Linked DNA regions of Homo sapiens: region 1 is linked to region 2. A link is an interaction called in ENCODE POLR2A ChIA-PET data of the cell type or tissue named here. Cell type or tissue: A673. All regions are shown on one strand. Each heading gives the region's core, and the rest is flanking DNA. Links, peaks and the distances in the headings are about the cores only.

Region 1 (15,155 bases), core at 1-8,000, 71 kb before region 2:
TCCCAACCTCCATGTACCTACCATAGGATTGCTTTTTATGAGTGGAGTAATATGGCTTAATTTTATTTTAATATACTGGAATGCTTTGTCCAGTCACAAGTCCCAAGAGCTTCTCATCCCAGTCTATCCAAATGAACTGCCAAAGCCCATCAACATAATCTCCATTCAAATTTTAAGTTTCCCAATCTGCATTGAACAAATGCATAGTATCACAAAGCACTTGGCAGGTGTGGTGGCTCATAACTGTATCCCAGCACTTCAGGAGAGGCCAAGGAAGGAGGATTGCTTGAGCCCAGGAGTTTGAAGCCAGCATAGGCAAGAGTCAGACCCTCTCTACAAAAAATTTAAAAATGACCCAGGGATGGTGGCATGAGCCTGTGGTCCCAGCTACTTCAAAGGCCAAGGGAGGATTGCTTGAGCCTTTGAATGTGAGGCTGCAGCGAGCACCACTACACTCCAGCATGGGCAACAGAGCAAGACTCTGTCAAAGATACTCGCATTAAAACCCGTTCCCTTCTAAATCTCTGTACTCGCCCTGTAATTTTCATCACATGTCTCTCTGACCCCCTTGTACTCCAAAAATGCTGAGCAACCTCTATCATTTTAAGCATGTAGCAAATCAATTTAAGGTAGTAAGTTTTTTAATCCACTTAAAAATACAAGAGCACAAATCCACATTTATTTATTGATTTTTCGTTAGTTTAAATCCTTGAGGGGTACAGCATCTGCAGGGAAAAAAGAACACAAAACATTAGGTGAATGTTATATATACGTCTACAAATCAAGAACCGTAATACGGATAAATCTCTGAAAGGCTACCAATTACATGTTCTAGTGGTAAGGAAAGTTTTTATAGCCTTCAGTCTCTACGTGAACATACCGTAAGAACCGGCACTCATAAAAAACATGTACTGGCCAGGTGCTGTGGCTCACACCTGTAATCCCATCACTTTGGGAGGCCTAGGCGGGCAGATCCTAAGGTCAAGAGATAGAGACCATCCTGGCCAACATGGTAAAACCCTGTCTCTACTAAAAAATACAAAAATCAGCTGGGCATGGTGGTACGTGCCTATAGTCCCAGCTACGCAGGAGGCTGAGGCAGGAGAATCGCTTGAACCTGGGAGCTTGCAGTGAGGCAAGATCCCACCACTGCACTCCAGCCTGGTGACAGAATGAGACTCTGGTCTCAAAAAAAAAAAAAGAAAAAGAAAAACATGTACTGAAGGTACATTTAATTTTGCTTCTTCTAAAGACAGAGTAAAAGCCTCCTCTGTTGATAAACCCTAATGAACCACTTAGCAGGGTTCAACAGTACCCCCTGGCCCCAAGAATACATGGTATGCATATATTCTTGGTCCCAAGAATATACAGTCTACATTCCAAAATGGACCCTAAAGAAAAAGTACGAACTATTTGAGAAAAATTACAGGAGAAAATTGAGAAAAATTTAGAGTCCAAGGCTGGCACCAAAGACCTGAGACCTAGGAACATGAGAGTCTGTTTTCTTCATGTACAAAATAAAGCTACTAACACCTGTTCTAACAAGACTGACATGATGGAAATGGCAAAATATTAACAATTATGCCAGGCGTAACTGTTGAATTGTTGCTTTCTAACAATTACTTCAGTGCCCAATAAATATCTTCACCAGAAAACTATTTATTCAAGGCTGGCTGTGGTGGCTCAAGCATATAATCCCAGCACTCTGGGAGGCCAAGGTGGGCAGATCACTTGGGCTCAGGAGTTCAAGACCAGCCTGGGCAACATGGAGAAACAAAATACAAAAATACAAAAAATTATCTGGGCATGGTGGTATATACGCCTGTAATTCCAGCTACTCGGGAGGCTGAGGCACAAGAATCACATGAACTTTGGAGGCAAAGGTAGCAGCAAGCTGAGATCATGCCACTGCACTCCAGCCTGCGTGACAAAGTGAGACCTTGTCTCAAAAAAACACAACAAAAACCCCAAAAATTAGCTGGGTGTGGTGGCACACGCCTATGGTCCCAGCTACTTGGGGGGCTGAGGTGGAAGGATTGCTTGAACCCAGGAGGTCGAGGCTGCAATAAGCTGTGATTATGCCACTGCACCCCAGCCTGGGTGACAAAGTGAGACCCTGTCTCCCCCCAAAAAAAAAACAAAAAACAAACAACCAAACACCTAATTCTTTCAATTACTATCTCTCCAGTGTTCTGCAATACACAAATTTTGCAGCATAATTTACTGGTGTCAATTTCACAACCACAGAAGTCCTCAGAAGTCAAAGCACAACACCTTGAACCTAGTCTGATTCATCAGACGTCCATTTTGCTAAAAACCATACTCACCACTCGGATTCTGTGTCCAATGGCCTTAGCAGGAAGATTGCTTCGGAATTTGGCACGAACCATGCCACTGTTTCCATGGGCCCGAGTTACTTTTCCCCAGATGACTCTGGTTTTGTTTGGTTTGCCGCCAGGAGTGACTGTGTTGCTGATTTTAAAAAGGGAAAGAAGAGGAATACAAGCTGATATAGTTGGATACAAATTCAAGGTGACCTCTACACGAGTGGCTCTCAACCCTGGTTACCCACTTCATCACCTGAGAAACTTTAAATGCCTAGAACACCATTCATTCAACAGATACTTATCGAGTAACTATTGTATGCCAGGCCCTTCTGTAAAATACAGCAGCTATAAAACAAAAATCTTTCACATGATAACCAAGTAAGTTTAAGGAAAATACATAGGTCAGATGATAACAGAGGCAATATTGAAAAAATAGCAAAAAAGGACAAGTGTGAGGATATTTGTGTGTACAGAAAGGAGGAATTACCTGCCATTTTAAATAGCCAAGGAAGGTCTCACTGAGGTGACCATGGAACAAAGACTGGAAAGGGAGGGGAAATGCCATGAAGTGATCACGGGATGACTAGCGCAGGCACTGGGGCCAAGGAGTGTGTGTCCTGGCCGGAAGAAAGACTGAAGACACCAAGGGGTTAATCCCAGCTGAGATAAAGAGAATTATGGAGCTCTTAATGACGGGCTTTTACTGAATGAGAGAAACTACTGTGGTTCGAGCAATGTACAAAGGATATGACTTTATATATATTTCCTTTAAAGACCACGGGGTTGTCTTGTCACCCAGGCTGCAGTACAGTGGCCCAATCATAGCTCACTGCAGCCTCTATCTCCTGGCATCAAGCAATCCTCCCACCTAGGGCTCTCAAATGCTGGGGCTACAAGTGTGAGCCACTGCACCTGACTTAAAATTTTAAAGGAACACATTGGCTGTAGAAGAAAAGGTGGGGCAATGATTAAAACACTTTCCCAGAGATTTTAATTGGCTTGGAGTGGGTGAAGACAATAGGATTTGCTCTTGTTGTCCAGGCTAAGGTGCAATGGCACGATGGCTCACGCCTGTAATCCCAGCACTTTGGGAGGCTGGGGCGGGTGGATCACGAGGTCAGGAGTTCGAGACCAGCCTGGCCAACATGGTGAAACCCTGTCTCTACTAAAAATACAAAAGTTAGCCGGGTGTGGTGGTGCGCGCCTGTAATCCCAGCTACTGGGGAAGCTGAGGTTGCAGTGAGCTGAGATCACACCACTGCACTCCAGCCTGGGCAACAGAGCAACACTTTGTCTCAAAAAAAAAAAAAAGTCTACAGCATAAACATCTTTAGGCATGCATAAAAACTAATTTTGGCCTGGTGCAGTGACTTGCGCTATAATCCCAGCACTCTGGGAGGCCGAGGCAGGTGGATTACTTGAGGTCAGGAGTTCAAGACCAGAGTGACCAACACTGTGAAACCCCGTTTCTACTAAAAACATAAAATTAGCTGGGTGTGGTGGCACACGCCTGTAATCCCACCTCACTCGGAGGCTGAGGCAGGATAATCGCTTGAACCCGGGAAGCAGAGATTACAGTGAGCTGAGATTGTGCCATTGCACTTTAGCCTGGATAACAAGAGCAAAACTCTGTCTCAAAAAAGAAAGAAAAAAAGAAAAGAAAGAAAAGAAAAAACAAGGGGCGGGGCACCGTGGCTCCTGCCTGTAATCCCAGCACTTTGGGAGGCTGAGGTGGGTGGATCACAAGTTCAGGAGTTTAAGACCAGCCTGGCCAAAATGGTGAAACCCCATCTCTACTAAATATACAAAAATTAGACAGGCATGGTGGCGGCCGCCTGTAATCCCAGCTACTCAGGAGGCTAAGGCAGGAGAATCCCTTGAACCCGGGAGGCGGAGGTTGCGGTGAGCCGATATTGTGCTACTGCACTCCAGCCTAGGTGACAGTGAGACTCCGTCTCCAAAAAAAAAAAAAAAAAAAAAAAAAACCCATAATTTTAAGGCATTAACAAAATGCATTAAGCACAAGTGTTCTAAAAATCCTTAAATTCTGGCAAAAGGAGCCGAGAAAAAAAATTAGAAACCTTAAAAGGATCACAATATAAGGAATTACCTCCTTTATTGCTTACAAGTGCAAAAGGTACCTAAATCCAACACCACCCTCAGAAGTAACGTCCTTCTAAAACTCCCCATTAAGTTCCTTAATGACGCAAAATAGAAGCCACAGCAATACCAATCCAGCCTGGCCAACATGGGGAAACCCATTCTCTAGTAAAAATACAAAAATTAGCCGGGCGTGGTGGCACACCCCTGTAAGCCCAGCTACTCAGGAGGCTGAGGCAGGAGAATCGCTTGAGCCAGGAGGCAGAGGCTGCAGCGAGCCAAGATCGCGCTACTGCCCTCCAACCTGGGCAACAGAGACTCTTGTCACAAAAACAAAAAAACAATACCAAGTACTTCAGCTAAATCTTTTGTTTATTATTTCAATAGGATAATGAGGCCAGGCGCGGTGGCTCAAGCCTGTAATCTCAGCACTTTGGGAGGCCGAGGTGGGCGGATCACCTAAGGTCAGGAGTTTGGGACCAGCCTGGCCAACATGGCAATACCCTGTCTCTACTAATAATACAAAAACTAGCCGGGCGTGGTGGCCGGCGCCTGTAATCCCAGCTACTCGGGAGGCTGAGACAGGACACTTGCTTGAACCCGGGAGGCGGAGGTTTCGGTGAGGGAGACCAAGTCACTGCATTCCAGCCTCGGCAACAGAGCAAGACTCCGTTATATAAAAAAGAAAATGAGGCAGATCTCAAAAACCCAAAACCTACCAGTGTCATAAACTTACTTCTTTGCTTTATATACATAAGCGCATCTCTTGCCCAAATAGAATTCTGTTTCATCTCGGGCGTAAACACCTTCAATTTTAAGAAGAGCTGTGTGCTCCCTTTGGTTCCGGAGACCCCGCTTATAGCCAGCAAAAATGGCCTTGGACCACAGCCTAAGACACAAAAGATACACAACATGAAACATAAGCTTCAAAAAACCAATCTGACTTGTAATCACCCCCACCCAAAAGTTACTCAGAGCAAACATCTAAGTTTTTTCTTGCCAATTTTAAGCTCGCATTTACGTTCACGTCTAACACACAAAAATAAAGAACTATATTTAAAACGCGTACCTTCCAGACATAGTTCCTTTTAGAAGTCCCGTTCCCAGCAGGCCTTAAAACAAACAAAAAGATTAGTTTAAAACCAAGCCACACAAGTTTCCCACCTCGTCCCCTCTCGTTTAAGCCCCTAAAGCAAATTCCTTTTGGATGGGAGTTTCATGTAGGAGTTCGGGGACAACAATGCCAGAACATCCATATGAAACGCAGGGTCCGGCAAGACATTCAAACCTCAGAGAACAGCTGGTATCTAAGCAAACTTCAGAATGAAGACAAAACTAAGGGACAGGAGTCACAAAAATGACTCTCAGAAAAGCCTGAGAAAATGCATGCCGTTATCAGTAGGCAACACTCAGGAAAAGAAATGAAGCCTTAAAGAGAAACACACACGTAAGACTTTTATGCAATGGCTGGGGGAGAAAAGCTGAGGAAAGAGACTGGTCAGACAAGCCAAGGAAGGTATGGACTGGGAGGAAACGGATGAAGGAAGCACTGCCTCATGGACAACTGCACACGAACAAAAACATCGTTTCACTCCGTTCAGGCCCAGGAATTTAACTGGGATAACCCGGGCAGCCGTTCTCCGGGTGTCAGGGGACCAAACACCATCAGCCCAACATCTCCTCCATCCTGTTCTCCCTCTTCTTGAAACCCGTAGAAATCAATGGCTGGCAGAGACTCCGATACGCACCGGCGACTCGCCAAGGCACAGGAACAAACCTACTCCGGTTATTTGCCCCCAAATTTCAGCAGCAGACCCTTCACTCACCTCCACAGGAGCCAAGATGGCGGTAAGAGAAGGACGAGGCCCCGCCGCGTGGCCTTGTGGGATTAAACATCTTTCGACTCCGCCCTCAATTTAGGCATCTTCTCCAAACGCCAGAAAAACAATCCTCGGAAATCGGCTTCGCACTGAAATAAGCCACATTCAATAGCACTCTTACAATTATTTTCCTAAGTCCTTTCATCTTGGTAGGCTGCAAAATGTACTACTTGGGAACAAGGGAAGGCAAAATGGTAGCCAGCTAAATCCGCCAAAGCTGTGCGTTGCCATAGAAACAACTTAGTTTACTTCCTGCGTCCCCGGACGCCGTAGGTGGAAAGGCGAACCCTGAGTGGAGGATGTTCCCGCTGCCTAAAGAATGATTGACTGTAAGATTGATTTGCCAACAGTGGGGTGCTTTTCTCTCGATACACACAGCAATAGACAGAACGGAAATTCTGGGATCCTAATCTAGCATGGAAGAGAAAGGCCGGGAGCACGAAGGCAGCAGGACCTCTTCCTTCTCTTTTTTCTTTTTCTATACTTCTTTTCTCCCCTCTACTTATTTATCTCTTTCAAGAAATGAGACTGGGCACAGTGGCTCACGCCTGTAAACCCAGCTCTTTGGGAAGCCGAGGCGGGAGGATCGCTTGAGGCCAGGAGTTCGAGACCAGCCTGGGCAACATAGTGAGACCACCTCCCCCAACCTCTACAAAAGAAAAAAAAAATGAATGAAATGACTTAAGTTCTTACCTCCATTCTTCTTTTTGGATCCGAGGTATGAGGAGGACTGCCTGCAGGAGGCTTTATCGCCCTTTTAGGAGAACTCGTTTAGCTGCCTCGTGTCCGCACCTAGTAGGTCCTCCGTAGATACTTGTAGAGGTGGATTAGTGGACGCCAGAGATTCACATTTCCGAATTATTGCATATTTATTTGGGTTATCCTATGGATTCATTCATTTATTTAACACATAGTTTAATGAATGACTACCCTGTACCAAGGTTTGTGTAAGATGACACGGCAGTAAACAAATCTATGCCCTCGTGGAGCTTATATCCTACGAGGCGGAGCAACACAATGAGCAAGTAAAAATAGATGACACGTTAGAAGATGATAATTTCTGTGAAGAAAATTAAGCAGAGAGGCCACTGTAAAAGAGGCTTTCCCCACTTTGAGATGGGAAGTATGTAAAAGAGGCTTCCCCTGCTTTGAGATGGGAACTATTTAAGGGTCCTGAACAGAAGGGTGACTCTATCTGACTTCTATATTGACAAAGTCACTGTGTTGAAAGTGAAGGGAGGCAAGGGTATCAGCAGGAAGATAATTATAGGTTCCTGTAGTGACTATGATGAGAGGTGATGGTGTGTAAACAGAGGATATTGAGTACTGGAATTCTGAATATATTTAAATTCTGGCAAGATTTGCTGGTGGATGAGGAATGAGAGAGAGTAAAGTATGACTCCGAAGTTGTATGAAATAGATGTATATAAGTCACTTTTAAAATCAGATCCTCTCTTAAATACAACAGGATAGAACTTGTACCTTGTAGCCTACTACCCCACCCAGTGTTCCCTGTCCCAGAAAGAAATGTGCTAGAAATTTCACTATTAGATATTGATTTGTCAAAGTTCTATATGGAAGTCCTCCTGGGAGGAATAACACATTAAGTGTGAGTTTCATTCGTTTGCTCGTGTATTATTCGTTCCACAAATACTTATTGAGCACTGAGACTTAGCACCTGATACAACTGTGAGCATCGTTGTCATGTTGCTGCTTTCATGGAACAGTTGTCTAGTGGGGGGAAACTGACACTAACGTAACAAATTGTGAACACAGCTCTGCGGGAAAGTAGTGGCATGAGTGCCCAGAAGCCTGATCTGGCCTGACGAGTCAGCGAAAGGATCACTTGGACAAGTGTCAGTTAAGGCATTTTTCAAACTGCAGGTGATGACCATTAGTAGAGCATGATAAGAATACTTTTTAAAACAAAGTATGGGCCGGGCGCAGTGGCTCACGCCTGTCATCCCAGCACTTTGGGAGGCTGAGGTGGGTGGATCACTTGAGGTCAGGAGTTTGAGACCAGCCTGGCCAACATAGTGAAACCCTGTCTCTACTAAAAATACAAAAATCAGCCAGGGGTGTTGGTGTGTGCCTGTCATCCCAGCTACTTGGGAGGCTGAGGTACAAGAATCGCTTCAACCTGGTAGGGGGAGGTTTCAGTGAGCTGAGATCCTGCCACTGCACTCCAGCCTTGGTGACAGAGTGAGACCGTCTCAAAAAAAAAAAAAAAAAAAAAAAAGGTAAAGCAGGAGTGAAACTACAAGGGATGATGGAGTCTCCCGGGACCTAGGAAAGAAATAGTTACCTAAGCCCAGAGAGAGACGTTTGGAGAGAATTGCCTGACAGGAGCCATGACCTTTGATAGAGGAACATAACCAACCAATTATATTCTGGCAGAGAAGGAGCAGGGAGAATAAATGTCTGATCTCACTTCTCTACACTGAATCTCTTTCTGGAATCTCCCCTGGATATACTCCATACGGGTCCATCTCTCAGAGCACAGAAAATGTTAGAGATTTCACCTAGAAAAATGACACTGTCTTAAGCTGGTGATGGGTCAGTGGGACTTTACACGGTGAAAAGGTGAGGGAAGAGTGGCTCCACTGGAAGGAATAGCAGGTGCAAAGACCCTGAGTTGCAAGGGAGCATGAGTCCAGAGAAGAACTGAAAGAAGCCCACTGTGGCTGGAGCCCAGAGAGCAAGGAAAGTGCAGTTGTAGTTGGGTCTAGAGAGGAACAGAGGGGCCCAGATCATACAGACCTTGTGGACCAAGTCAAGAATTTTCTTCTTTGTCCTAAGGCAACGGGAAACCATTGAAGGGTTCTAGGGAAGGACATGATGAGATTTTCCATTTTAAAAGATCACCCTTTCATTTTAAAAAGCTCACTTCCTGAACCTTCTGTCAGGATATCAGAAAAAAAAAATTTAAAAATTAAAAGATCACTTCCAATTTAGAGGTTGTTGGAGTAGTTCAAGCAAAAAAGAAAACAAGGAAACAAACAAACACAGCAACAACTAGGTCCAGCTTAGGAGATATGGAAATAGAAAGTAAAATCCGCCTGGGCGCCTTGGCTCACGCCTGTAATCTCAACACTTTGGGAGACTGAGGCAGGTGGATCACCTGAGGTCAAGAGTTCGAGACCAGCCTGGCCAACATGGTGAAACCCCGTCTCTACTAAAAATACAAAATGGTGGTGTGAGCCTGTAATCCCAGTTACTCGGGAGGCTGAGGCAGGGAAATCACTTGAACCTGGGAGGCAGAGGTTGCAGTGAGCCAAGATCGCGCCATCGTACTGCAGCCTAGGCAAGAAGAGAAAAACTCCATCTCAAAAAAAAAGAAAAGAAAAAAAGAAAGGTATTCTGCTTAATACCATGCTACTTCCTCCTAAAACTGCCCCTGCATCAGGACATTTGGCTAGTCTGAAGTACTTTTTCAAATTTATGTGAAGATTCTGTTTTGTGTGTTTGAATTTTTGCATGTAAGATTTTTGTTGCAAGAGTCATATTTGCACCACGTCTCTCAGAGTTGCTTTATTGTGGACAAATTTACATTGGAAACTCACCACTCACTGTCCATTCAGTACAACGCAAACTTCTCCATAGGGGTTTTCACTGTAAAGCTCATTTAAGCAGAAAGGATTTTGGTTTACTGAGGAGGGGTAACATCTTGATAGCAATGTTAAACTGATTTCCAGGATTAATACAGTTTTCCTTTTTTTTTTTTTTTTTTTTTGAGACGGAGTCTCGCTCTGTCGCCCAGGCTGGAGTGCAGTGGCGCGATCTCGGCTCACTGCAAGCTCTGCCTCCCAGGTTCACGCCATTCTCCTGCCTCAGCCTCCCGAGTAGCTGGGACTACAGGCACCCGCCACCACGCCCGGCTAATTTTTTGTATTTTTAGTAGAGACGGGGTTTCACCGTGTTAGCCAGGATGGTCTCGATCTCCTGACCTTGTGATCCGCCTGCCTCGGCCTCCCAGAGTGCTGGGATTACAGGCGTGAGCCCCCGCGCCCGGCCCCAATTAATACAGTTTTTCTAAGTGTCATCTCACTTATTCCTCTAAGTCCATGTGGAGCAAATTCTGTTATCTGGCAGAGAAGATGAATTGAGTGACCTAATTAAATATTACAGTAATCAGAATGATAGAAAAAATCAAGTATATAGAGATTACCAATTAAAAATCGGTGATATAATAGAACATACTAAAACCACGTTGAACATTAATTTACCTAAAGAAGAGGCTCACAGAGTGCATGTGTCTTGAGTTTGGTAGAGCAGTAATAACTCAGTTGACTTCTTCATAGACCTGCACTCCATGATGTCGGAGGCTCTTTCGCCTCTGGGACTGCTCCACTCCGCACAAAGAGGCGATAGTCACAGCTCCCGTAATCATTTAATTTTCTCTTAATGAAATGGTATAGAAATAACTGAAACATCATTCAAGACGCCCATAAACTAATCTCAGTGTTTCTTTCCCATTTTAGGTAACTGCACTTTTGTGAGATTATAAATATACCACGGAGGGTAACGAAGCTACAGAAGAATGGAAGAGTATGTTTAAAATTCCAATGTTTTTTGTATACATGTATTTAAATTATGCCTTCTGTTAAATTTCTGTGTATACCTTATCTATTGCTGCGTAACAGATTACCCCAGAACTTAGTGACTTAAAATATAAACATTTATTCTTTCCCACAGTTTCTGTGGGTCCCAAGGTTAGGAGCAGGTTAGCTGGATGGTGCTGGCTTGAGGTCTCTCCTGAACTTGAAGTTGGCCAGGGGTGGCAATGATCTGAACACTTGATGGGGGCTGCAGTATCCACTTCCAAGGTGGTTCATTGACAGAGCTGGCAAGTTGGTGCAGGCTGCCGGCAAGAGGCCTTAGTTCCTTACCTTCATGGATGTGTCCACAGTGCTGCTGAAGTGTCCTCATACCAAGGCAGCTGTCTTCCCTCACAGTGAGAGATTTGAGAGAGTGAGGCAGAAGCTGCAATGTCTTTTATCACCTAGCCTTGCAAGTCACACTCCGTCATCCCCACCGTAACCTTCTGGTTACATAGGCTAGTCCTGCTCGGTGTGGTGTAGACTACACAGAGGCGTTAACACTAGAAAGTGAGAATCATTTGGGCCACCTTGGAGGCTGGATACCACATTCTGTTTTTCACTCATCATGAGACACTTTTGGTTAGCATCCAAAGATACTCCTAGGGAAAAAAAAGTTAATTTTGGCTCAAATTCAAATTGATCAGAATAGCCAAATTGCATGAACTACATACCTTTATTAAACAGTAGGCCAGGCGCGGTGGCTCACGCCTGTAATCCCAGCACTTTGGGAGGCTGAGTTGGGCAGATCACCTGAGGTCAGGAGTTCAAGGCCAGTCTGACCAACATGGAGAAACCCAATCTCTACTAAAAACACAAACTGGCCGGGCGCGGTGGCTCACACCTGTAATCCCAGCACTTTGGGAGGCCGAGGTGGGCGGATCACGAGGTCAGGAGATCGAGACCATCCTGGCTAACACGGTGAAACCACGTCTCTACTAAAAATACAAAAAATTAGCCAGGTGTGTTGGTGGACGCCTGTAGTCCCAGCTACTTGGGAGGCTGAGGCAGGAGAATGGTGTGAACCCAGGAGGCAGAGCTTGCAGTGAGCCAAGATCGCGCTACTGCACTCCAGCCTGGGCAACATAGTGAGACTCTGTCTCAAAAAAAATAAAATAAAATAAAATAAAATAAAAACACAAACTTAGCCAGGTGTGGTAGCACATGCCTGTAATCCCAGCTACTCGGGAGGGTGAGGCAGGAGAATCGCTTGAACCTGGGAGGCAGAGGTTGCGGTGAGCTGAGATAGCACCATTGCACTCCAGCCTGGGCAACAAGAGCGAAACTCCATCTGAAAAAAAGAAAAAAAAAAAAAGAGTAAGTTGTTTGCCTTTGGTTGGTCAAAATGGAAGATACTTAGCAGAATCACACGCCAAATCCTCCTTTTTTTTCATCTAGGTTCTATTATACGACGATGTGAATATCACAGGAGCCCAGCACGTTGCTGCCTGTGCTTTTGAGTTAAAGTAATGTTTAAATATTGGTTGCTGACTTATTTTTTCTTTATTCTTTCCTTAGAGACAGCCTGGAAGACTCAAACCTTCCTCCAAAAGTTTGGCATTCTGAGATGACGGTGTCAGTGACAGGCGAACCACCTAGTACCGTAGAAGAAGAAGGAATACCTAAAGAAACAGACATAGAAATCATCCCAGAAATCCCGGAAACTCTAGAGCCACTGTCCCTTCCAGATGTGCTGAGGATCTCGGCAGTTCTGGAGGACACCACAGACCAGCTCTCTATTCTGAACTACATCATGCCCGTTCAGTACGAAGGGAGACAGAGCATCTGCGTGGTATAGACCCACTCACCATGAGTTAATTTTGCTTTATTTTTTATTTCTCCCTCATTTATAGTACCTATCCCATTAAATGTACTTATTTTTCTTTCTTTCTCTCTCTCTCTTTCCTTCTTTGTTTCTTTTCTTTTTTTTTTTGACAGGGTCTCGCTCTGTGGCCTAAGCTGGAGTGTAGTGGTGCCATCATGGCTGACTGCAGCCTCTACCTCCCAGGCTCAAGTGATCCTCCCACCTCAGCCTCCTGGGTAGCTGGGACTACAGGCCTGCACTACCACACCCAGCTAATTTTTTATAAAAATTCTATAGAGATGGGATCTCACTATGTTGTCCAGGCTGGTGCCATTAAATATCACGTGGGAAATAGCACCTTTATTTCAGATAAAGGGGCTACAATAACTATCTGAGATATGCACTCTCAACTGATGGAGTGAAATTGCCATAACTCAAGGTATATTACCAGACAGAATATCCTTTTCTAGTATATTGGTTTTACCCAAAAAGGCCTCTACTGAAATCAGTATGAATACAATCTATATACTGAAGAGATGGAATTACTGAGTTGTCCCACCCAACTTGTATTTCTCAGCTGCTGCAACCTAACTGAACACTAGGGGGAGGAAATTCAACTCCACTCTTAACGCTTTAATCTAAAATGACTTTGTTGTCATTGATGAATCCTCTGTGAAGCAGCACTGAGTTATCAGAAAATTAACTTAGTAGTGAGCAAAGTCTTTATGCATTTTTAAGCTCTTGTACATTTCAGTAACTTAGGTTGTAGGTATAAAATGGAAACAATTTATAAATAGAAGTACACATTTATCAAGTTATAAATAATAACATTATATAACTTGTTCAGAAGATACTTTTTTTTTTTTTTTTTTGAGATGGAGTTTCGCTCTTGTTGCCCAGGAGTGTCTAGGCTCACCGCAACCTCCGCCTCCCGGGTTCAAGCAGTTCTCCTGCCTCAGTCTCCCAAGTGCTGGGATTACGCCACCACGCCCAGCTAATTTTGTACTTTTAGTAGAGACGGAGTTTCTCCATGTTGGTCAGGCTGGTCTTGAACTCCCGACCTCAGGTGATCTGCCCACCTCGGCCTCCCAAAGTGCTGGGATTACAGGCGTGAGCCACCACACCCAGCCCAGAAGATATTCTTATGTCTGATTCTATGACCATTGAAAATTGCTATATAAATAAGAGGGTAAATTGCTTTTTTTTTCATTTTGTTTGTTTTGTTTTTGCTTTTCATTTCTAACAGTAAAGTCCATATTTATCAAGAGAAGAAAATTAAATTTCCCTTTAATTTTCCATTAAAATTTCAAATTTTCTAAATTATTATTGTTATATATACAGCCTGGGCTCTTTTTTTTTTTTTTTTTTTTTTTTTTTTTTGTGAGACGGAGTCTCGCTCTGTTGCCCAGGCTGGAGTGCAGTGGCGCGATCTTGGCTCACTGCAAGCTCCGCCTCCCGGGTTCATGCCATTCTCCTGCCTCAGCCTCCCGAGCAGCCCGGGTTCTTAAAGCTTTCATTAAAGTTTAAAAAGTTTAGATAAGATTTTACAAAACAATGGATTTGGAGTCAGGAGACGTTTGGGATATAGTTACGTGCTGTTAGCAATCATTTCACTTTTTTGGTCTAAGTTTTCTCATTTGTAAGTTGTAATGGAGTTTTACCTAAATGACCCATAGATCCCTTCCAGAGCTGGCATTCTGCGAGTTTTGGGGTAGTTTTAAAATGCTGTAAGTATCACAGGAATTGTATAATGTAAGTTAACTTCCTTGTTAACTTATGAAGGGCAAACAGATAAGGATCTAAGAACAAAATCTTCCACTGCATTTAAAATAAGAGGCTAATCTTAACAATTTAAGCTGGCTAACAAATAGTACAGAAGAGACTGGTGTATTCTTCCTATTTATTATCTCCTTCAGCAAGAATAAAAAATAAAATGGGTGCTTTGGGAGGCCAAGGTGGGAGAAATACTTGAGGCCAGAAGTTTGAGACCAGCCTGGGCAGCATAGAAGACCCTGTCTCTACCAAGAAAATACAAAAATTAGCCAGGAATTGTGGCGTACGCCTGTAGTCCCAGCTACTCAGGAGGCTGATATGGGAGGATCATTTGAGCCCATGAGACTGAGGCTGCAGCAAGCCAAGGTCACACCACTGCATGCCAACCTGGGTGACAGAGTGAGACCTTGTTGAAAGAGAAAGAAAGAAGGAAGGGAGGGAGGGAGGGAAAGAAAGAAAGAGAAAGAGAGAAAGGAAGGAAGGAAGGGAGGAAGGGAGGGAGGGAGGGGAAGGGGGAGGGGGAAGGGTGAGGAGGGAGGGGGATGGGAGAGGAGGGAGGGGGATGGGAGAGGAGGGAGGGGGATGGGAGAGGAGGGAGGGGGAAGGGAGGGGAGAGAGGGAGGAAGGAAGGAAGGGAAAGAAAGAGACAGAGGGGAGAGAGAGAGGAAGGAAG
Region 2 (15,476 bases), core at 186-8,185:
AAACCTGGTCAAGTGGTAATGTTCTGATGAATTTGTTTCTCTGCAAGAACAAGGAAGAAAACATTACTTTGACCAGGTATTCAACATGATTTGATCCAAAGCTACTTTTAGATGCTACATTTACCTGATAAAAAGAGGGATAACATTATGCCCAAATGGATGCATTGTAAAGAAAATCCAGAACAGTTAACAACTACAGAAACAAAAGAGATATCTTCCGCTTACTTTATTTACTTGTTTTACAAAGGCAGTGAACACCAAAGGATATCACCAACAACTAAAAGGAGTTCAAAATGCAGGGGAAGGAAAACTAGCTGAAACTTGAGTAAAGGCTCCTGTGCGGTGTGAGCCCTTGGGCCCTTTTCCTCCACCCATCATTGAGTATATAAAGGCGCTTGTGGTGGAGCGAGATGGGGCGCGTTTTCTTTTTTTGAGATGGAATTTCGCTTTTGTTGCCCAGGCTGGGGTGCAATGGCACGATCTTGGCTCACCACAACCTCCGCCTCCTGGGTTCAAGCAATTCTCCTGCCTCAGCCTCCCGAGTAGCTGGGATTACAGGCATGCACCACCACGCCCAGCTAATTTTGTATTTTTAGTAGAGACGGGGTTTCTCCATGTTGGTCAGGCTGGTCTCAAACTCCCAACTTCAGGTGATCTGCCCGCCTCAGCCTCCCAAAGTGCTGAGATTACAGGTGTGAGCCACCACACCCAGCTAGGAAGATGCTGTAAGTGCTTAAATTCAGCCACAGAAACTGGCAGTTACCTGAAAGAAATACAAGAAACTAGGCTTTTCCGAGCTAGAAGTGTATGTGCTGTAACTGCAATGTGTCTGCAGGCCCAGATGTCTGAGGAGCAGCAGGAGGGCGGGGAGGGAGGCTCAGTGAGACCAAGTGCGCTATCAGCTTCAGAATTTGGAAACTCTGTATAGAGAGAGGGCTTGTTGTTGATAATGTCTAGATAACGGGGTTTGGAACCTGTGTATAGAGGGCTTGTTGTTTATTATAATGTCCAGATAACAGGATGACATAGAACTATCTTCTATGATGGTATGACTGCAGTTGAAGGGAGGCCTAGAATACTGACCTTAAATACAACTCTATCTGTTTCACTGTTTTACTATGCAAAATCTGGGCCAGGCCCGATGGCTCACTCCAGTAATCCCAGCACTTTGGGAGGCTGAGGCGGGAGGATCAGTTGAGCCCAGGAGTTTCAGACCAGCCTGGGCAATACGGCAAGACCCCAACTCTTAAAAAAAAGAAGACTATGCAAAACCTAGGCCTTCTATATTATTTTTGTTTTGCCTTTGACAGAACAGTCCAACTCCTCATAATATAGCTTTTGATTTTAAATGTGGGTGAAAAATGCAGGGGGCCATTACCCTCCCCCGCAAACATACAAATATCTAGCTTTGAACAGTGGTTCCACTACATGAAAAACACGTGCAATGGGCCGGGCGCCGGGCGCAGTGGCTCACGCCTGTAATCCCAGCACCCTCAGAGGCCGGGCACAGTGGCTCACGCCTGTAATCCCAGCACTCTCGGAGGCCGGGCGCGGGGGCTCACGCCTGTCATCCCAGCACTCTGGGAGGCCGGGCACAGTGGCTCACGCCTGTAATCCCAGCATTTTGGGAGGCCGAGGCAGGTGGATCACTTGAAGTCAGGAGTTTGAGACCAGCCTGGCCAACATGACAAAATCCCATCTCTACTAAAAATACAAGAAAATTAGCCAGGCATGGTGGCGGGCACCTGTTGTCCCAGCTACTCGGGAGGCTGAGGCAGGAGAATCGCTTGAGCCCGGGAGGCGGAGGTTGCAGTGAGCTGAGATTATGCCACTGCACTCTAGCCTGGGCGACTGAGCAGAACTCCTTCTCCAACAAAAACAAAAACATGTGCAATGGTTGTTGAAAATGCAGATTCCTAGGCCTTACCCCAGCTCTACTGAATGTGAATCTGTATTTTAACAAATACTCCAGGAGAGTCTAATGAACAACCAAGTTTAGAAACCAGCAGACCAGTTGTCTTGAGACCAGGTAAAAACAATGGCACAGCATGCTTGTGCCTAACACAGAAGATGTGCTTTCTGGCACGTGAAACACGCCTGCTCTCCAGGAAAACACAGCCAAGTTAGGTGCTGGGTTTTCAGTAAGAGAAGTTTCATCTGAGAAAACCAATGGTGTCTTCGTAAAAAAATTCAATGGAAATGGAAATAACCTCCCCTAAAATGGAGAAATGAAGCAAAATATTCCTGTTAGGAATCATGGGAACGGTCCCTTCTGAGAACACACAAGAGCTTTGTTTAAGCAGACAGCTGGCAGCAGCAATCACGGTGTCCTGTTCCTTGTTTTGGCCAGGCCAGTGCCCACCGTCCTGGGGATCCTCAAACAGCAGATAACTGGTGCTGCTGTTGCTTGGGTGGGGCAAGTTCCAGGAGAGCCTGGACCGTCACTGCAACCTGGCTCAAACCTTTCTCTTCTAAAATGTGGAGAGGCAAACATAATTGCTCCTGAAAGGGACAACGTAACATGAAAACAAACAAAAAAGAAAATCGGATGAATATCATAGAACTGAAAGGAAAAAATAAGCACTTCTCCCCTTCACAATCATCAACTTAGATATGAAAATTAGTACCTGGGAAACTGACCTCAGTGTAAATATGAGTTAGAGAGATGGTGTCTGACACTCACTGTCACTTTATTAATACAACTAAAAGTACATACAGATCATTTTCAAAATTGGAAAATTGACAAGTAGCATATATCTATACATACAACAGAGGGAAAACAATACCGCAGGGTGAAAGCAACATCCTTTATCCCTGATGAATAAAAGGTCAATACAGGTCTATAAAATAGGCAGGTGAAAAATAGAAAAACAATTCCACGCTACCAGATGGCTCAAGAGTAAAAGATACTACACTTGAGGGTAAGTTCCCTACCACAAGAATGAAAGATAGTTTGAAAACATAACTCAGCCTGCATGAGTTCTACGCTATCTGCATTATAATCCTGACTGTGAAAACCAGGGTTTCCAGACCAGATAGGGCAAGAAACTCAGTGTATCCTGAGCTCTTGAGAAACTTCCCCCTAATTTGAATAATTCATGGAAGGGCCTGTCTGAATTAAAAATCTGAATTACAGAATTAAAAGCAGTATTTGAAAATGTAAAGGATTTAATATCCTGGTATTTAACAGCCTGAATTATTCCAGGGAACTACTATGTAAGCTTAGGCAGGAACATGTTGATTACCAACATGTGAGAAGTGTTGACACTGTTTGCTTGAGGAAGTTAAACGCTTCCTTAATGTGTGCATCGTTAATTTGTTAGGTTAACCCTTTCTTGTGAGAGAAAAAGGCAAATCTTAAGAACAGCATTTATCACTAGCTTTCTGTTAAGATTAAATATTCCAAAAAGAAAAGAGATTGCTCTTACAAAGAACAGAATATAGAATTCTGGTGCCACTAAAAAAAGATTATATATGTTTGTTAAAACAACTAGTTGGGTTTTTTTGTTTTTTGTTTTTTGTTTTGCTTTTCATTGAGACGATATTACTAGGAAATTTTATAAAACCAGTTACAATAAAATATATAACAAGTATTTTTGAGGCAGTTATTGGTACTTGTGCTTACTTTTTATTTAATACTTATTTTGATAAAATGAGGTAACTGTAATCTTTTGATCTAAAAAAACTAGCAACTTTGTAGAAATACTTTGAGTGCAACTGCAAGTCTAGATAAATGATACTTAAAATGAACCTGCCCAGTGTTTTGCTGTCGGAAGAGACGTGCTTTCTCCAAGGCTGATTCCCTGGTCTCTTCCTCTCAGCAGCGCCCTAGGACCTGCGCGGCCGGTGTTCACACTCAGAAGCCTGTGCTTTCTGGGGCACCCTCACCTCCCAGCTGGACTAGAGGGAGTGCCGTGTGTTCTCAAGAGAATGTACAATTACAACCCCTAAACCACATGAGAGCCTGTGTGTGTTTTTTAACAGGTGTTTCAACTCTGAGACATCTTAAAAATATAACCAACCCAATTCCCCAAAGTCTGAAAGGCACCTACTGACACAGAAAACTGAAGTTTTCATCATCACAGTGTTGAGTGTTTCAGCATTAATAGTGAACAGTCTTTTGACCTGTGAAAATAGCTGTCCCATTTCATATGGAAGAAAACCAAACCAGTGAGCCCCTCAGGCTGAATTCTACACCCAGATGTTATGCTCCTCCCTCAGGCTGAATTCTAAACCGGATATTATGCTCCTCACAATCTCTCTTCACACTTGAGTTCATCCTTTATCCCAATTTTGTTAACAGAGTTCAGAAGGTTCCTGAATATTCAGAAACACCACTTATGAAACTAGAATCTAACCGCAATTATAGTTTCCAGCATTAACGTCTAGCAGCTAAGTGCTACGCATTCTGAAAGAGCTAGACAATATTCACTGCCTTGAGCACAGAACAGGGACTGCTGCCCTAATACTTCTCCTGCTACTGTTTCACTATTAAGAAGGTTTGAATATGTTAGAAATCACATAAATTCCAAATTTAAACAGAATGCTGGGAGTGAACCTCAGTCACACATAACAAACACAATCTGGAAGGTGCCCACCCTGAGAGGCCAGCTCCAGCCCATCTGCTCGTGTGCAGCACATACAGCGTATAGACTGGGCTCAGAAGAGCAGTCTAGGGAATGTGGGTGATCTTCAAACTGAACATTCTGACCAAACTAAAATTATTAAAATTATGGCCAATACCTTTGAAACGTCCAGACCGCAAATGCTTATATGGACCTGTGCCTACCGACAAAGCGGGGATTCAGGATCTCAGGACACAGTTCAAAGCAGAAATCTAAGTAACCGGGTGCGGCCAAAACCAGAAAAGGCACGACGGTTCTCCTCGTGAGCAGCTGCTGCAAAGGTTCAGTCACTCCACAATTCAACACTTGTGCTGAGGCACGGAAAAATGGCCAGATGGGAGTTGTATTGTGTGACTTGGAAATAAAGCTCTACATGTCATATTCGAAGTACAAGTTCAGAATTGTATTAGTAAAAATGCTTCAGCATTTATGGTAAGAGAAACAAGGCCACAGGCCAGGAGAATGGACGGATGACCAGGAGAAAAAATGCTGGTCTTTTACTCTTTGTTAGCAATCGTAAATGTTTACTAATGTGAGGGGGTGCTCATCTGCAAATATAAAGAAAGGATTTACCTCCTTTATGGGTTAGCTCTTTGAGGGCCAGCAGGGAGAAAAAGCACTTATGTAAATAATTCTGGATGAGAAACAAACCTCCTTTACCAAGCACAGGAATGAGGCAGAAAGTCACCGGAGTGCAATCTTTCAGCGAGCGGGGAAGAGCCAGTAATAAAGCACACAGAGAGTTAACATCACAGTACAGTAAAATGCCACAAAACCCAGAAGCTGCAGAGAGAGACAGACAAAACTGGATTCTTCTGAGTGTGCCCCAAGAGAAAGGAGCGTTTCAACAGTTCTTTTAACGCTGAGGTTTAGCTGAAGGATGTCGGAAGGGGAACAAAGATTGTCCTGTCCAAAGTGTAAGCAGGAAAGGAAAACAGAAAAACAAAGTCAGTGGATCAGAAATGCAGATTTGAGTATAGAATTCATATGATCATCTCAGTCATATTCACATATACACATCCTGTAACATTTTTACATTGAGGAACAAAAATAAAACGCTGAAAACCCAAACTACAAAGAATCTTCTCCATGCTGAGCCTGATCTTACTACTAAATAGCAGAATAAAATTCGTTTGTTGGTGACTGGTCTGAACATTAAGAATACAATACACAGGCCGGGCGCGGTGGCTCACACCTGTAATCCCAGCACTTTGGGAGGCCGAGGCGGGTGGATCACGAGGTCAGGAGATCGAGACCATCCCGGCTAACACGGTGAAACCCCGTCTTTACTAAAAATACAAAAAATTAGCCGGGCGTGGTGGCGGGCGCCTGTAGTCCCAGCTACTCGGGAGGCTGAGGCAGGAGAATGGCGGGAACCCGGGAGGCGGAGCTTGCAGTGAGCCGAGATCGCGCCACCGCACTCCAGCCTGGGTGACAGAGCGAGACTCCGTCTCAAAAAAAAAAAAAAAATACAATACACAGAAGTGGATGTTGGTTTAGGGTCGTGTGAGGCCTGAATGTAGTGAGGTGTGTGTGAAGCAACCTCTTTCCTGACTCATTCTCCTCTATTTAAAAAAAAAAAAAAAGTAGGTCAGAAAGCAAGGACGAAAACTGCAGAGGCTGAGGAGACGGACGTTTTTGGAGAAAGCCATGTACATCAAAAAGGTTCAAAGACTGAGGAAAGCCTCATGATCCGGGGGTAATTTACTACCCAGAAGCCAAATGCATTCAATGACTTGGCATTCCTCTAAAAATCAGAGGGTGTCTGTTTTATTTTATTTTTTTATTTTTTATTTTTTTTGAGACGGAGTCTCGCTGATCTCGGCTCACTGCAAGCTCCGCCTCCCGGGTTCCCGCCATTCTCCCGCCTCAGCCTCCCGAGCAGCTGGGACTACAGGCGCCCGCCACCACGCCCGGCTAATTTTTTGTATTTTTAGTAGAGACGGGGTTTCACCATGTTAGCCAGGATGGTCTCGATCTCCTGACCTCGTGATCCGCCCACCTCGGCCTCCCAAAGTGCTGGGATTACAGGCGTGAGCCACCGCGCCCGGCCAGGGGGTGTCTATTTTAACCAAGTCCAGCTCGAGAATGTGTTCAAAATGAAGGCAGAGCTGTTAAGGGCCTCAGAGATCATCCAAACCCTCCATTTTACAGATTGCAAAATTCATTAAATAAATACAAGAATGGACTTGACAACAGGGAGACAGACATCCTTTAACACATAACATAACGACTCTGGGACAAAAGATACTGGACTCAGATACAAGTTTTTAATCACCCATTACAGTTTTTTTGAATGTAGCATATTGAATAGAAGCATAAAAATAAAGCAAATACCCACATGCCCAATGTCATCAGAGGTTTTTAATAACTGCCTTGTTCTTCAGTATTTCACTCATACTTTAACTTGTACAACACTTTAAAAGTTACACAGAGAAGGGAAATTATTTGTCTTTATCTATCTTACCTGGGTATAGAATCTGACAAAAATATTTGTAATATTGTTTTCTGTTTTACATTTTCAAAAGTGGTCATTATTACATTCCCAATGTTCAAGTCACACAGAGCAAAGTGGGGATGTTTAAGTAAAGGCCAGAATGACCTGGAGACCAGGAGAAAAAGGAAGACGAGGAGGTAGAAGTTTCTTCTCTTCCTCTGGCAGAGGGACCTCAGAAGGCTAGTTTGAACCTACGAGTTTGTGCGTTTATTCATTTTCTTTCACTTTGTTCTAGACAGATGACTAATTTTTCAGCAGAAGTAGCAGCTTGCTAGGAAGCCGTGTAAAACTGGCAGTGGTTGTGGTGGGGACGTGGGTGGGAGGTGGAAGGGGAGAAGGAAGGGGCAGCCTATGGGAACGTCCATTTCCTCTTTCTGGTGACGGAGAAGGAGGGAGGATGCATCAAAACCTCAGCCTAACCACTCTGGAAAAAGACCCAGTCTTTTAAAACTGTATTTTTTTTTTCTTCGTACTTGCCTTCCAACAGCACAGCTCTGGTAGGAACAGGGGCAGGCTGGCCCATAACAAACATGGTCAACCACTGCATGCAAATACCAACTTAAATGTGTATTTTAAGGCACACTGTTTTGTACTTTGTTGGCTGATGGTGGGAACATCCTGAAATAATTCCAAGGTACGGACTTTAAATCTCAGAGACCCTCAGAGGATGCTTCCGAAAGCCCCGCGGACAGGCTTAGACCTTTCAACAGGTTTTGACATCTGGTAAGTCAACATGACTTGCTTGAGTGGGGCCATTTTCAGCACTCTCCTGTCTATTTTGCATTTCCCATTCTCTGCACCAACCCATGCCATACTCTCTTTGTTTAAAGACACTGTGGCAGGGAACTAGAGCAGACACTGGATGTTTGTGTAGCAAGAACCTCTTTAGGAAGCAGAAGGGAAGAACTGGAGGCTAATGTGCACTATTAGAATAAACTTGTTTAAAAGAATGTATGTTATTTCTTCAGAAACCATATTCAGTGCTCTCAAAATATTTAAAAAGGTCTGTTCTAAAAGATGACCCTTTATAAAACAACATAATATAAAAACGAAAATTTTGCTTTCAATTTGTCCATAGGAATCAAAAAGGTGTTTGCTAACTACCACTTTATGTAAATTTCCATTCTTGTATAATTCAGTTAAAAAAAAAACAGCAAAAGAAAAAAGTAAAAAATAAATAATAGAATGATGATCTACTTTCATAAGAGAAAAACAATCCTGGGAATCCTGCTGGCTGACACAGATGATCTGTGGAGCTGGGCGCTCTCTCTTTCACTTTGTAACATGTGATGCTGTGGCCTAGTCAACTCCTGGCTAGTTAGAAAGAGGTGCGGTGAACTGGGTAAAGAGAATCACTGTCATGGGTGCGGTGAGTTGGGTAAAGAGAATCACTGCCATGGGTGCGGTGAGTTGGGTAAAGAGAATCACTGCCATGGGTGCGGTGAGTTGGGTAAAGAGAATCACTGCCATGGGTGCGGTGAGTTGGGTAAAGAGAATCACTGCCATGGGTGCGGTGAACTGGGTAAAGAGAATCACTGCCATGGGTGCGGTGAGTTGGGTAAAGAGAATCACTGCCATGGGTGCGGTGAGTTGGGTAAAGAGAATCACTGCCATGGGTGCGGTGAACTGGGTAAAGAGAATCACTGCCATGGGTGCGGTGAGTTGGGTAAAGAGAATCACTGCCATGGGTGCGGTGAGTTGGGTAAAGAGAATCACTGCCATGGGTGCGGTGAACTGGGTAAAGAGAATCACTGCCATGGGTGCGGTGAGTTGGGTAAAGAGAATCACTGCCATGGGTGCGGTGAGTTGGGTAAAGAGAATCACTGCCATGGGTGCGGTGAGTTGGGTAAAGAGAATCACTGCCATGGGTGCGGTGAGTTGGGTAAAGAGAATCACTGCCATGGGTGCGGTGAGTTGGGTAAAGAGAATCACTGCCATGGGTGCGGTGAGTTGGGTAAAGAGAATCACTGCCATGGGTGCGGTGAGTTGGGTAAAGAGAATCACTGCCATGGGTGCGGTGAGTTGGGTAAAGAGAATCACTGTCATGGGTGCGGTGAGTTGGGTAAAGAGAATCACTGCCATGGGTGCGGTGAGTTGGGTAAAGAGAATCACTGTCATGGAAGCTACAGGAACAGGAACCAAACTCTGAGAGCAATGGTGGAGCTGTTGATGAGCCCCAGGGCCACCCCTGAGTTACTGATACCTAATTAGAAGGTGATAGAGAAGAATCATGTTTTCCTCCTTGCAGGCTATAGACAAAATATGTTAACAAGACTTGTAATGGTCGTGGTTAATGAAAAAGTATCACATGGCACCAAGTCATTTATTTCTTTAAATTTGTCTTTATACCACATAATATTCCTTAATAGTATAATACTTAGTTGGTTTAATATAATTGCTTTTTAAAGGGGTTATTGGATAAGACTGTATCAAGTTCATTTCCCTTAATCGCATCTATAAATAAATTTAACTATTTGTAATATTAAAGGGCAATAAAGTTATAACTGAGCTGGAGGCAATAAATCCTCATAGCAGGACAACAGCTTAGAAATGGCCTGTTGCATGCCAGACTCCAAAGAACCAGAGCTTCATGGAAAAACTGATGAAATCCAAATAAAGCCTGTAATTCAGTTAATCGTATTGTTCTCATGTTACTTAGTTTGAATTACTGTCCTATGTTTGTATTAGACGTTAGTTAACATTAGAAGAAATTGACTGAAGTATACAAAAGGAACTCTAGGCTATTTTTTCAACATTTCTGGAAGTCTAAAACATTTTAAAAAGTATCAAAGCAAGTGTTAGAACACTGAAGCCAACTGCAGCATTCTCAATCTGAGATATACTTAGTTTTTGAAGGATATATTTAGTTGTCAAATAGCAAGTGGGAAAGTTTAGGAAAATAGAATAATTATTTCAAATTACTTATACTTATTTCAATCTATATATTTATAATTTCTTTGTGTGGTCCTTGGAAATAATCAAGGAAAACTGTTCAAAAGTACACTGACTCTTGTAACACAAAGTCATGTTAATTATGATCGACTTAGCTCAGAGCTAGTCCTGTAAGATTTTAGAGATTTACATTTCTAAAATTTTAGGACAACCAAGTCTATTTAGGCAACATAAAAAATGATAAATTTATTACCTGAGGTACACCAATTTTTCTGCAAGCTTCTAGGAAATTTTCCACATTTCGCCTGCATTTCGCCATTGTTAATTTAGGCTGAAATGAGGAAAAGAAAATGTGTTACTAGAGAAGTTTTGTTTCTGGGACAGGGTCTCACTGCCACCCAGGCTGGAGTGCAGTGGCGCAAGCCTGGCTCGCTGTATCATTGACCTCCCAGGCTCAGGTGATCCTCCCACCTCAGCCTCCCAAGTAGCTGGGACTATAGTTGCATGCCATCACACCTGGGCAATTTTTGTAGAGACAGGGTTCGCCACGTTGCCCAGGCTGGTCTTGAATTCCTGAGTTCAAGCAATCTGCCTGCCTCAGCCTCCCAAAGTGCTGGGATCAGAGGCATCAGCTAAATGCCCAGCCTACTAGCAACATTAAAAAATATTTGCTAACTTTAGAAATACTCCTGGCAATCGCTTCATAACTCTCAATGCTGTAGACTAGGGGGTCAGCGAACTTTTTTTTAAAGGATCAGATAATAAATGTTAGTTCTGAGGGCCATAAGAACTGTTGCAATGCCAGGTGCGGTGGCTCACGCCATAATCCCAGCACTTTGGGAGGCTGAGGTGGGCGGATCACCTCAGGTCGGGAGTTCGAGACCAGCCTGACGAACATGGAGAAACCCCGTCTCTACTAATAATACAAAAATTAGCCAGGTGTGGTGGCGGGCACCTGTAATCCCAGCTACTCGGGAGGCTGAGGCACGAGAATCACTTGAACCCGGGAACCCGGGAGGCAGAGGTTGTGGGGAGCTGAGATCGCACCATTGCACTCCTGCCTGGGCAACAAGAACAAAGCTCCATTTCAAAAAAAAAAAAAGAACTGTTGCAACCACTCGAGTCTGCCAGGAGCTTGAAAGCAACTATAGACAATATGCAAACAAGAAAGTGTGACTGGGTTCCAGTGAAACTTGATTTACAAGAAGAAGTGCTGGCCTGTGGGCAGTACTTTGTCACCCCACACTTGAGACATTGGCTTTGATTTTGGAAGGCAAGTACTAAATAGAAAAACTTTGAACGAATAGTTACAAACTTTTTTTTTCCATTTTAAAACAGTGTAACACTAAGGCAGCAGTCCTCAACCTTTTTGGCACCAGGGACTGGTTTCACAGAAGACAATTTTTCCATGGACAGGGCTGGAGCTGGGGGGGATGGTTTCAGGCTGATTCAGGCACATTACATTTATTGTGTATTTTATTTCTATTATTACATTGTAATATATAATGAAATAATCATACATAATGAAATCTACCGTAATGTAGAGTCAGTGGGAGCCCTGAGCTTGTTTACCTGCAACTAGACAGTCCCATCTGGGGATGATGGGAGACACTGACAGATCATCAGGCATTAGATTCTCATAAGGAGCCCGTGGCCTAGATCCCTTCCTCGCATGCGCAGTTCACACCAGCGTTCATGCTCCTCTGAGGATCTAATACTGTTGCTGATCTGACAGGAGGCAGAGCTCGGGTGGTGATGTGAGTAATGGGGAGTGGCTGTAAATACAGATGAAGCTTTGCTCACTGGCCTGTTCACCTCCTGCTGTGCAGCCCAGTTCCTAACAGGCCACAGACTGGTACCCATTTGTGGCCCAGGGGTTGGGGACCCCTGCACTAAAGAAAACTTGGAGGAACAGCCAAAAAAATTAATTACCCATAGTTCATCATTTAAATGTAACTACAACACTTGATTCATTTCCTTTCAGTCTTTTTTTTTTTTTTTTTTCTTTTGAGACAGAGTCTCACTCTGTCGCCAGGCTGGAGTGTGGTGGTGCTATCTTGGCTCACTGCAACCTCCGTCTCTTGGACTCAAGTGATTCTCCTGCTTCTGCCTCCCAAGTAGCTGGGACTACAGGTGTGCACCACCATGCACAGCTAATTTTTGTATTTTTAGTAGAGATGGGGTTTCATCATGTTGGCCAGGATGGTCTCGAACTCCTGACCTCGTGATCTGCCCACCTGGGCCTCCCAAAGTGCTGGGATTACAGGCAAGAGCCACTGTGCCTGGCCCTTTCTTTCTTTTTTAGGGTCAGGGTCTCGCTCTGTTGCCCAGGTTGTTGTGCAGTGGCATGATCGTGGCTCACTGCAGCCTCAAACTCCTGGGCCCAAGTGATCCTCCCGCCACAGCTTCCTGAGTAGCAGGTGCACGCCTAATTTTTTTAAGTATTTTTGTAGAGATGGGATCTCACTATATTGCCCAGGCTGGTCTTAAACTCCCAGCCACAGGTGATCCTCCTGCTTGTCTCCTTCTCAGCTTCAGCTTGATCCCACAGGGAGCTCACAAGTGTGAACCACACGACACTCCCTCCTTGAGGTAGGAGGGCTCAGCCCCATGCTTGTCCGTCACTGGCTATGGGCTTAAGGGAAGAGCAAGGTGGCCTAGGACAGGTCCCTGAAACACACTGGGGGAAAAGTATATTACATCTGTAAGTTTTGGATGGTGTAGTTAAAATACACATACAAATATAGATACATAAAGCAAGTGCGGCAAAATGCAAGAAACGTCAGATCTAGGTGCAGACTTTAATAGTGTTCGTTGTAGGATTCTTTCCACTTTTCTGAAGGTTGAAATTTTTCATGATAAAAATGTGAGGAAAACAGAGGAGGGGTGTGTCAACCCAAAGCCTGTTCTTTTGTGGACTGCCATCCTGAAACTGATGCCCAGACCTGACCAGCAGTGCAAAGAGAACCTGCCAGTTATCCTGAATGCATTTTCTCCCTCATCTTCCACCTGAGGTCGGTCACAGATCATGTCAGTTTTACCTTTGAACCATCTTCCCTCTCACTGCCCAGTTAGTCCAGGCTTTAGTCCCGGCTTGTTATCTTCCTGGCCTGGACTAATACAACAGCCTTTTAATTGGGCATCTTTCTTTTCTTTTCCCTTTTTTTCTTTTGAGACAGAGTCTCGCTCTGTCTTGCCCAGGCTGGAGTGCAGTGGTGCGATCTCAGCTCACTGCAAGCTCCGCCTCCTGGGTTCAAGTGATTCTCCTGGCTCAGCCTCCCAAGTAGCTGGGATTACAGATGTATGAACCACTCCTGGCTAATTTTGTATTTTTAGTAGAGTTGGGGTTTCACCATGTTGGCCAGGCTGGTCTCGAACTCCTGACCTCAGGTGATCCACCAGCCTCGGGCTCCCAAAACGCTGGGATTATAGGCGTAAGCCAGTGCACCCAGTCTCTTTTCCTTTTTCTTTTAAGAAACAAGATCACCCAAGCTGGTCTCAAACTCCTGGGCTCATAGGATCCTCATGCCTCAGGCTCCCAAGTAGCTGGGACTACAGGCACAAGCCACTGAGCCTGGCTTGGGCATCTTTGTAGTGTACCACCTTTAATTTTTCCATTTCTCACTTAGCACCTAGATTCATCATTCCTTTTTTTTTTTTTTTTTTTTCTTTGAGACAGGGTCTTGCTCTCTCACCTAGGCTGGAGTGCACTGGCACAATCACGGCTCACTGCAGCCTCGAACTCCTGGGCTCAAGTGATCCTCCCACATCAGCCTCCTGAGTAGCTGGGACTATAGGCACATGCCACCATACCCAGCTGATTTTTGTATTTTTGGTAGAGACGGGGTTTTGCCATATTGTCCTGGCTGGTCTCAAACTCCTGGGCTCAAGCAATCGTCTGCCTCGGCCTCCCAAATTGCAAAGATTATAAGCATGAGCCACCGCGCCCAGCCTAGATTCGTCATTCTAAACTGCAGTTAGAATCATGGTATTCCCTCTTTAATTCAGTGTATCCTCATTGTCTGTACTAGGGTAAACGTCCTTCACACGGTTCATAAGGCCTTTGTACCACGGCCCCAGCTCACGTCTCTAGCCTTACCCCTTACCATTTGTATTACAACCCTGTGCACGATCCATTCTGAACAATTTACCAATTCCTTAAGTAAAAGCCAAACTTTCCTTAGCTTCTGAATCTAGAAATCCTATGCCTGGAAGGCCCCCTCCCCTCTCTGTACTGCTGGAAAATTCCTTCTTAAACTTCAAGAATTAGTTCAAATTTTGCCCGTTCTGGGAAGGCTTCCCTGAACTCTCCAGGTGGAGTTAAGTGGCCCCTTTTTATATCCCTATAACACACACTGTACATGCCTTTCTTACATTTATCGCACTGCTGTAAGTAGCTGTATACATGTCTATTTCTTCTCGAGTAGAAGTGAGACCAGGAAGGTAGAGACTGGACTCTTTATATCTGTATCCTTAATATCTAGCACAATGCTTAAGAAATGTCTGTCCACTGTGCTTAACAAATGTCTGATGAATAGCCAAGGCTTTTTAGGATTATCAACTTACTACAGCTGGTGAGGGAACATGAATGCTTGGGACAGATCGAGGTCGCACATGATTGGCCAAATGGCAAAGAACAACACCGTCAGTTAGAGCTGCTCCGAGATCACAAGGTAGAGACACTTTCAACCGGTACTCAATATGCTGAAAGAACAAAAAACATGTAATAGATTAATTGAAGAAAGACTGACATATAGGACATAAGGGAGTTATAATGAAATCTAATTAAAAATCAAGATAAAAAGGAAATAAGTACCACAATATCCATTTTATCCCTCTATCCTAAGTTTAACTTAAGGAGATCTAATATATATGGACGGCAGCCAGGGCATAGTGGTACAAAGTACAACAAAAATTCATTTACAACTTTCTGATTAAAAAAAAAAACCTAGATTCTCCTTCAATTCCAACATAAAATAAAGAGGCAATCACTCACTATATATGTGTAAGTGTGATATTTATATATGTGTGCACACACATATAAATTATTACTGACAATATTTCTTTATAACAGGAAGTAGAAAAAAGGAAAAAATTTAAATGAGTAGAGCTAGGAATTGAGCTTTATAGAATAAGCCATCTATCTCATTTTCTAAGTAAATAGCTGAAAAGAATTTCCTTAATAGCAAAATGTTTACATTCATCACAAAACATGGCACACAATGGGCACTCATTTAATCTGTTAAAAATTACAGCCGGGCGCGGAAGCTCACGCCTGCCATCCCAGCACTAATCTGTTAAAAATTACAGCCGGGCGCGGAAGCTCACGCCTGCAATCCCAGCACTAATCTGTTAAAAATTACAGCCGGGCGCGGAAGCTCACGCCTGCCATCCCAGCACTGTGGGAGGTCGAGGCCAGTGGATCACCTGAGGTCAGGAGTTCGAGACCAGCCCGGCCAACA

The links. Peaks named below come from ENCODE experiments on the same cell type or tissue, not always from the same donor. Only the 100,000 strongest peaks of a DNase experiment are listed, where the experiment ranks them.
Region 1: POLR2A ChIA-PET joins it to region 2 with 11 read pairs; 2 of 35 experiments call an interaction of 5 or more read pairs at or near these places.

What each region holds. Positions count from the first base shown.
Region 1 is chr3:197,941,320-197,956,474 of GRCh38, reverse strand. DRC9 (dynein regulatory complex subunit 9) reads left to right here. Exons shown (of 12, transcript NM_032263.5): 3 at 10,789-10,855; 4 at 12,424-12,697. The coding sequence starts at 10,848. It overlaps RPL35A (ribosomal protein L35a), which reads right to left and starts at 6,285. Exons shown (of 5, transcript NM_000996.4): 1 at 6,254-6,285; 2 at 5,497-5,539; 3 at 5,164-5,316; 4 at 2,328-2,472; 5 at 1-725. The coding sequence starts at 5,507. The coding sequence ends at 702. RefSeq lists enhancers at 4,236-5,017, 5,801-6,583, 6,663-6,882. In A673, for the core only: no CTCF peak of the experiment used is centred there; a DNase peak (open chromatin) is centred at 6,454; H3K4me3 peaks cover 5,128 bases; H3K27ac peaks cover 7,091 bases.
Region 2 is chr3:197,870,567-197,886,042 of GRCh38, reverse strand. It overlaps LRCH3 (leucine rich repeats and calponin homology domain containing 3), which reads right to left. Exons shown (of 21, transcript NM_001365715.1): 19 at 14,581-14,718; 20 at 10,268-10,345; 21 at 1-2,502. The coding sequence ends at 2,377. Among named protein-coding and RNA genes, the nearest start is that of RPL35A, 72 kb to the left of the region's middle. In A673, for the core only: no CTCF peak of the experiment used is centred there; DNase peaks (open chromatin) are centred at 3,182 and 4,282; H3K4me3 peaks cover 1,419 bases; H3K27ac peaks cover 4,921 bases.